Linked DNA regions of Homo sapiens: region 1 is linked to region 2. A link is a contact called in ENCODE Hi-C data. All regions are on one chromosome and are shown on one strand. The core of a region is the stretch at or near the end of the contact, and the rest is flanking DNA. Distances in the headings are between cores, read along the strand shown. Region 1 overlaps SLIT3 (slit guidance ligand 3). Region 2 overlaps SLIT3 (slit guidance ligand 3).

Region 1 (4,335 bases), core at 93-2,592, 130 kb after region 2:
GGAACTTTTTGTCTACTTAAGAGATTAGATTATATGGTACAGAAAAATGATGATCATAACTATATAGCTGTGGAGGTTTTAAAACACAGCTGCAACTTCTGAGACTTCTTACATGGAGAGATGACCCCTACCCTTGCATGTGGGCAAGCTTGTACTGTTCAGAGCCACAGAGCAGAGCAGAAGGGGTACTATGTTGCTTTTAAGTCCATTCATAAAAAGCCATGCTACTTCTGAGTTGTTCTGAGTTGCTGCACACCTCTTCTCAGAGTGTGGAGCAACCATGTGAGAAGTTAGACTACTCAGAGGCCACCATGTTGTGAGGAAGCTCAAGCCACATAGAGGTCACATGTGTAGACACCCTGCTCAACAGTCCCAGCTGAGCCCAGACTTCAAGTCATCCCAGCCTAGGTGCCAGACATGTGAGTGAACAGCCTGCTGGGGATTCTAGCACCCAGGTATTCAAGTCTCTCCTGGTCATTCCAGACTCTGCAGATGATGCCTCAGACTGTATGGAGCAGAAATAAGCCATCTCTACTGCACTACGACGTAGAGAATCATTGAGCATGATAAAATGGTTGTCACTTTAGAACACTAAGTTTTGGGGTGGATTGTTAAGCAGCAAAATATAGCCATAATAATGGCTTTTGGAGTGATTATTTAATGCCAGACACTGTCCTCTAAGCTTGACATGTATTACCTCATTTGATCTTCCTAGTAAGCCAGGGAAGCAGGTTACTATTAAAGACCATGCCTAAGATTACTTAGCTACTAATGGCATTCAAAACCAGGTCACACTAACTCCAGCATCAAAGCATCAATAATCTAAACTGCTGTACTATAGAGGAAGCAAAATTATGTCTCTGAATAAAACCTACAAAGCCCCAAGCCAATCAGTTTTAAGAAACACCGACTGCTATTTTTTTAAACTAAACATCTTTTTTTTTCTTAATTTCAGAAGGCTTACTGTGGAGCTGAGCTAATTATTTGAGCCTTAATCAAGGACCAGCCACTTCCCGAAGCAGCTGTCCTGGCCTCTCTCTTGCCTCTAGAAAGTCTCTTGAATTGGATATTGGCTCAGGTCTAAACCCCAAATCCCAGCCCCCAGAAGTGAGGATGCATAGGGCTGAAAGGATCCTTGGAGATCATCCAGTCTACTTCCCTCATCCCCTTTAAAGATCAGGAAACTGAGGCCCAGGGAGGTCAAATGACTTGTCCAAGGTCACATGGTGTGTCAGAGGTACGGCCAGGTCGCCAAATTCCCAGGCAAGCATTCTTTCCACTACACCATGCTGCAGTTGCTAAAAATTCCCCAGAGCCGCCTCCCTCGGCCCTCCTCTCGACAAAGCTATTTTCCCCCCACACAACTACACACAGTCACATTTGGCAAGAGGTGCTATCAGCCCTGCTCTGCTCGTGAAATGCTGTTTTGCAATGGGGCCTCTTTGTTCGTTAGCAACACAGACAAAGAAAACTGTAGTGCAGTCTTCTTGGAAGAAGATGTTTCTTGTTTTAAAGACGGGAAGAGAGCTTCCTGACTGAATATGGCTTGAATCAGCATGCAGCTCCAGTCAGGAAAGAACCCAGAGGAGACTTAGGTCTTTGCAAAATTTCTAGAATGTACAAGGAGGGCACACGGCAGGGGGAAGCTTATGGGAAATGTTTCAGAAAGTACTAAAATGTATGCCTAAACAGAGTAAACAGAGCAGATTGGTTACCATCTTGTGCTATGAAGCAATTAGAAGGGGAGGGGTGTTGGTAGGGAACTAGAGTCATTAAAAGCTCCCATGAAGCAACTGGCCTTCCCATTTTTGGATTCCTGCTCCAGTCCTGGTTCCCAGTGTTCCTTCCCTTGCCGTTTTCTTCAGCTGGGATCTTCCCTCTCTAGACTCGAAATAAGCTGCAGGCTTGGTGCTGAGAGCCCTCAGGATATGATCTGCCATCCCGAGTCACCCATCTGGTGCCTCTCCCCTCTGCTTCCACATGATTCCCTATTTTTTTTTGTACTAGATGTGGTCCCTCTTCTGTCTCCCTAGCTTCCCAGATTGGCAGAGGCTTCCCATGGCTCTGCATGATCTTTGCACAGGATGAGGCAGAAATGAAGGCACCTTTTCATAAGGGCAGACCACACCAGGAAGCTGAGGTCCTCTCTGGTGACCTTTCTAATGCATTTCCCTTTGGAGATGGGTTGAGATCAGTGGGGAGGGAGTAGACCAGATGATCTCCAGTGATACCTCAAAAGCCTGAAAATCTCTTGGCTAGGGAAGCCAACAAGAGGGGGAGGAACAGAACCAAGTTCTGTGGCACAAATTCAGAACTTGTACGCTGGCAGCAGATGGAAAGGGAGGTGCCAGCTTCTAGCAGGAGGGGATGTGGTGGACGCGTTTCTCAGGGCGGTTGCAAGCCACAAGTCTTGCATTCCAAAGGACCTGGTGAATGCTGCCTGAGAACCTGCCTCTGACACAGCCACAGCATAGGTCTCCAGGCACCAGGTGAGATCTCCAAAAAGAAACTCCACTGGCCAAGTGAAGGTTCTTAGACCCTTTCTCCCAGAGCAGGGTCTTCCCCATCGCCTACCCCATGCTTAGGCAAACTTGCCCAAAGTACAAATTTTATTCCAAATCCCCCTCCCTCATTTTCCCCTAGGAAAATTCCTCCTGCTGAGTTAAACCTAAGAGAGAAAAATAAAGATATTACCACTCAGGGAAACAATGTCCTAGGGGTCCCTTGCAGCCGAGGAGGGGAAGGGAAGCTGGCCCCCTAAAGAAGGCCCTGTATCTCCTCATGGCCTCAAATGCTGCTGTGCTGTGTGTCAGTGTTTATGAAATGCTTCTCAAATAAGGTCAGTGTTCTACACAGAGTTAGAACTCTAATAAAATGCAGAACTTGTGCTGTTTGCCAGCTAGCTGCAGAGGCATACTTGAATGCTTTCTCAGATACAATTGTTCTCAGATTAATATTTCCCCCTTGAGTTTTTTTTTAATTCCACTTGTACTATTTTTTTATGATGTGGGAGGCTTTCTACATATTTGTACCCACTAAAAGGGATGAGGGGGCTTGCTTTCATCAATGATTCCTGAGGGTTTGGTGCTACATCCTTCATGGTTCTAGCATTTCTCCCAACCCATAAATCTCCCTGCTCTGAACCTAGCATGGTAGCCTTTGCCTTGTCAGTCATTTAGAGGGAGAGACAGTCCAGACTAACTTTGAAGTTAGTTTGAACTGTTCTAGTTACCAGAACATTTCACTTGCTTTATTCATTGTGGTAGACACTCAATAAATGGCCCCTTTAAATGACTCCATCCTTCATGGATTCCCTTATTTGGTCCTACTGTCTTGGACACTGTCACTTATTAATTACCCAGTCCTCTAAACTCCACCTGGTTAAGCTGCTGACATGGCTGGTATGAGGTTATATTTTAATTTGTAAAAGATGCATCTTGTTAAATGAAAAGGAAACTGGAACAAGAGTTTGAAGACATGGGTGACTCTGAGCAAGGCTTTGGAGCTCCCTGAGTTTCTTCATCTGTAAATGAAAGCTTCTAAAATATACCCTGATCGTCTTCCAGATACAGGATTTAGTGGTTCAATTCAGATATTGTGGGTGGACTCATTAAGGTATTCGCATAGCACTAAATTTAGAAGGCATTTGGAGACATCTGATCTCATTTAAACCTTGCATCAGCCCCCTGAGATGAGTGTTATTTCTCCCATTCCAAAGGTTATAGATGAGACTATGGAGACCGCAAAGGTACTCAGACAGGTCGGGCAGTTAGAAAGTGACAGAAGCCAGGATTCAGCCTAGGTCTTTCTACTCATTTCGGCTTACATCCAAATTGTACTCCCCCTTGGCTTCTCACTAATTCCACTTAGAATCCCCATACTCAGAACACTTTCTACCTACATTCTAGAGCTGGAGAGAGAAGAAGAGGAGAGAAAGAATGTCAGCAAAGTACTAGATAGTCCAGAAATTTCTGCAACACATTATTGAACAGGACAGCTCTCCAATGAGATCATCACTGCTGCGCTTTTTAATTACAAAATGATCTGTCCTATTTGGGATACAGGGAGTTCAGGAGTATGTCTAAGTAATTCATCATTTATAGAGTCCAGCCCTGGGGCACTTTTACATGCTACCCTGGACATGATAAAAGATTTCAGATGGCCATAAAGACGAAGTCTGAGGTTGTTTCCAGGGCAGAACTCTGAGTTCTTGCAAGTCTGCAGTCTCCAGTGAAGGTCCAGGCCATGAAATCCAATTTCAGGACCTGGGGTTCTGATGGTGACAGTCCAAATTCAATACTAAGGCTATGGAGAATACATAGAGGGCAGTAGAGG
Region 2 (4,246 bases), core at 1,553-4,052:
GCCAAAAATATCCTTTGGAATGAAGGGAAAATCAAGAAATTCTCAGATGAAAGGAAACTAAGAAAATTTGTCACTAGCAGATGGCCCCTAAAAGATGGCTAAAAAAAAATCCTCTAAACAAAAAGAAAATGACTATTAGAATATTCAGAAAAAGGAAGAACAATGGAAAGAGTAAAAATATGGGAAAATATATTTCCTTCTTAAATTTCCTAAATTATGTTTGGTGATTAAAGCAAAAATTATAACTACTGTCTGGTGTGGTTTTCCAGTTTATGTAGAAATATTTAAGACAATTATATTGTAATAGGGGAGGGCAAAGGAACATAAAGGGAAGTGAGGTTTCTACACTTCAGTTTAACTAGTAAATTGTCAACACCAGTAGAATGTGATAAGTTATGCACATATAATACCTAGAGGCACTACTAAAAATGCTATACAGAAAAAGAATCAAAAACCTATAAATAAATCAAAATGGAATTCTAAAAAATGTTCTTGTAACCCACAAGAAAACAAGGAAACTAAAAACAGAACAAACAGAAAACAAAAAATAAAATGGCAGACTTGGCACACCAATAATTACATTAAATGTAAATGGTCTAAATATGCCAATTAAAAAACAGAGACTGAGGCCGGGCATGGTGGCTCATGCCTGTAATCCCAGTGCTTTGGGAGGCTGAGGCGGGCAGATCACCTGAGGTCTAAATATACCAATTAAAAAACAGAGACTGAGGCTGGGCATGGTGGCTCATGCCTGTAATCCCAGCGTTTTGGGAGGCCGAGGTGGGCAGATCACCTGAGGTCAAGAGTTCGAGACCAGCCTGACCAACATGGAGAAACCCTGTCTCTACTAATAATACAAAAATTAGCCATGGAGAAACCCTGTCTCTACTAATAATACAAAAATTAGCCATGCATGGTGGCACATGCCTGTAATCCCAAATACACAGGAGGCTGAGGCAAGAGAATGGCTTGAACCCGGGAGGTAGAGATTGCAGTGAGCTGAGATCGTGCCATTGCACTCCAGCTTGGGCAACAAGAGCGAAACTCCATCTCAAAAAAACAAAACAACAACAGCAGCAAAAAACAGAGACTGGTAGATTTTTTTAAAAAGCATGACCCAGGCCAGGCGCGGTAGCTCACGCCTGTAATCCCAGCACTTTGGGAGGCTGAGGTGGGCGGATCACAAGGTCAGCACATCGAGACCACCCTGGCTAACATGGTGAAACCCCGTCTCTACTAAAAATACACAAAAATTAGTTGGGCGTGGTGGCAGGCACCTGTAGGCCCAGCTACTCGGGAGGCTGAGGCAGAAGAATGGCGTGAACCTGGGAGGCAGAGCTTGCAGTGAGCCCAGATTGCACCACTGCACTCCAGCCTGGGTGACAGAGCAAGACTCCGTCTCTTAAACAAACAAACAAAAAAAAGCATGACCCAACTATACGCTAACGTGATATAAGCAAAAGTGCTACATGGCTACTTCCCTTAAAATGCAACCAGCACATGCCCTTTCCCATTTTTTGTTTTTCCTTCATTCTGCCTCTTAGAAAATGTATATAATGGCTGCCACTCCAACTTAGACTACTGGGATAAGGCCACAACATAGGGATAATAGAACAAAGCCAAATCAACCTGGGTCTCTGAGCACTTGGTAGAGCAGAACTACCATACCAACTATAGATTTCCTAATTGTAGATTCATAAAGAAAAACAAATCTCTACCTTGTTTAAGCCATTACTAAGGGGTTTTATGTTCCTTTAGTTGAACTTAATCCTCACTGATCCCAAAGAGTTGTACTTACTGAAGGCTATTACATGTCTATCACTGTGCCATGCCATTCAGAGAGATTATTTTAATGGTCTGAGGAGGAAGACACTACTATTATCTTCCTTTTATAATGAGAAAATTACTGCTCAGAGAAGTTAAGTGACTTGCCTAAGGGCACACATCTCACCTGCCCAGTGTGAACCTCACTTGTCTAACTTTAAGGCCTAGGCTATTAACCTTTATTTACAGTGTAAATGAAATCCAGTGAAATACCTAAGAAAAAAGAGACGTGTCCATTCCTCTTAGCCTGGGTGAAAGGCTTCCTTTCACAGTCACAGGGGGCGATGATGAGTTCAGAAAAACCTTTAATTCATCAAGCATTTCTAAAGAGTTAGCCAAGATTCTTTTTGAATTTATCATCCGTTTGGACATAATTAAGCAATTAATCAATCAGTCCCCTCATTCACTCAACAAACATTTATAAAGGCCTCATGGTGCCAGGACTTGAGATAAGCTGGAGGAATGAATCAAGTGATACAACCCTATCCCTCCCAGCATCCCCAGCGTGGGCTGGGCACTGAGCTCGTTTACTTTCAAAGCTGATTTTTTTCCACATTTCATTGCTCAGCTCCAAGCCAAAGATGTCAAACAGGCCAACCACGTGAAGCCCATTCTCCCAGAAGCCCCATTGTTCCATCCACCTACACTTTGAGGGATCCAGGTCAGCATTTCCCTTTTAGCTCTCTAACATGGCAATGGGAGACTTTGATGTCTCACCTTGCAGAGAAAAGAAAAAAGGGCAGAAAGCCTTCAGAGATGGTGGCCAAAAAAGCTTTGAGATCATGCGAATCCCCAGCGGCATGGCTTGGTCTTTCCTCTATGTTGTTCCTTGGAATGAAAAGCGGATTTTTCTAGCTTCTCTCTCACTCCTACATACGTCCCCACCCAGCTCTCAGCTCCTGGCAGTGCCAGCACTCACATCTAGGGATAACAGTTAAAATCGCCTCCTCCTCCTCTGACAATGAAATATGGCATACCATTTGGCATCCCAGCGGTGCCCCAGTCTCCTGACCCCTGGCAGGGTCCCAGGGGATTTGTGGTCGGCCGCTAATTCAGAGCCCTGGCCATAGCCATTTCCCATGACATAGCTGGAATTCTCCCACTGCCTGCCCTCTCAGCTTCAGTTACTCTGCCATGCTGAAACTATTTGCTCCCCTCCCACCCTGTCCATCACTGCCCCTTCCTTGGGCCGAGCCTCTGTACCCGCCCACTGGCTAGACTCCTGAGGCCCTCCATGGGGGAGCTGCAAATCTCTCTTCACTTTTATTACTGACCCGCATCCTGCCGCCTCCACTCCTTCAGCCTGAAGGCCTCTTTAAAGCACCGTCCTCTTGAGCAATGATAAACCTCGGTGCCAGAGATGTTTAAAGAGAAACAGTCACTCCCGGCTGACCATACTGATATCAGAAGGGAGGCCAACCATGTGGTTTCAAAGCTGTGGTCATAAAACAGTCTTTTTTTTTTTTTTTTCATGTATGGTTAATCTGCCTATGAACTAGAAAAATAATCTCTGCCCTTTTGTAGGGCCCATTCTTAGTGTAACCTGGGAATGGGGAAGAGACAGGCCAGGTACTGTCCACTGTGGTAGCTGAGGGTGGGGCCTCAGGAGCCAGGCTGTCTGGATTATAGCCCAGCTCTGCACACTTACTAGCTGGGTGACCCTGGGCAAGTCATAGACCATCTCTGGGCTTCAGTATCCTTCTCTGTACAAGGAAGAAAACAGAGGGACTACTACCTAGCCTTGTTATGAGAATTAAGTTCATGTTTGTAAAGGGTGCCAACACGTGTTTAGCACATATAAAGTGCTGTATCTGTATTTGCTAAAGAAATACTATGTATATATGGGATATTCAGTTAATTTTCACAACAACTTGTTGATGTTATTATGCTTTCATTACAGAGGGTGCTACTGGATCCTTGAGAGTTCTAGAAACTTGCCCGTGGTTAGTAAGCCACAGAGATGGGATTCGAATTTGGGTTGTACTTCCCAGTATGACAGTCATCCTCAAAGTGGGGTCCAAGACCAGCTGGGATCTTGGTAGATGTGCAAATTATCCAGCCCCATGCAGAACCACTGGCTCAGAAACTGGTGGGTAGGTTCAGCGATTTGTTTTAACAAGTCCTCCAGGAGACTGGGATGCACAGAGTTTGAGATGTGCTGTGTATCGCCATGTTGCCCTTACAGCAGGAGAAGAAGTTCCTTTCCTTCCTGTCTCCAGGTTATCAGCACAAAGTGAACATGAGCTGCTCAGACCTCTCAAGCAACACACAGTCATGCAGGTCTTTGGAGTGAAAAGTGCTGTGCCAGATGCCATGGGGACACAAAGAAATGTGAGCTTCCTGCCCTGCAAAGCATATTCCCTAATTATCAAAACCAGACAAGCATGTGCGCAAAGTTATCCAACAGCACTGACCACACCAT

Evidence for each region. Hi-C counts contacts between places; a loop is a spot of excess contacts on that map. Pooled maps may share reads with other maps.
Region 1: a pooled map shows a loop between it and region 2 (2.5-fold over the local background). The contact joins two enhancer-like sites. A Hi-C loop is called at or near these places in 3 of 168 maps with a recorded cell type or tissue (Caco-2, posterior vena cava and vagina) and 6 of 50 pooled maps.

The regions. Positions count from the first base shown.
Region 1 is chr5:169,285,387-169,289,721 of GRCh38, forward strand. The region is part of intron 1 of SLIT3 (slit guidance ligand 3); the gene reads right to left. Among named protein-coding and RNA genes, the nearest start is that of SLIT3, 14 kb to the right of the region's middle. Within about 2 kb of position 1,343, at least 5 of the 41 ENCODE cell types and tissues checked have a DNase peak (open chromatin) inside an H3K27ac peak, as active enhancers do.
Region 2 is chr5:169,158,374-169,162,619 of GRCh38, forward strand. The region is part of intron 4 of SLIT3 (slit guidance ligand 3); the gene reads right to left. Among named protein-coding and RNA genes, the nearest start is that of MIR585, 100 kb to the right of the region's middle. Within about 2 kb of position 2,803, at least 15 of the 41 ENCODE cell types and tissues checked have a DNase peak (open chromatin) inside an H3K27ac peak, as active enhancers do.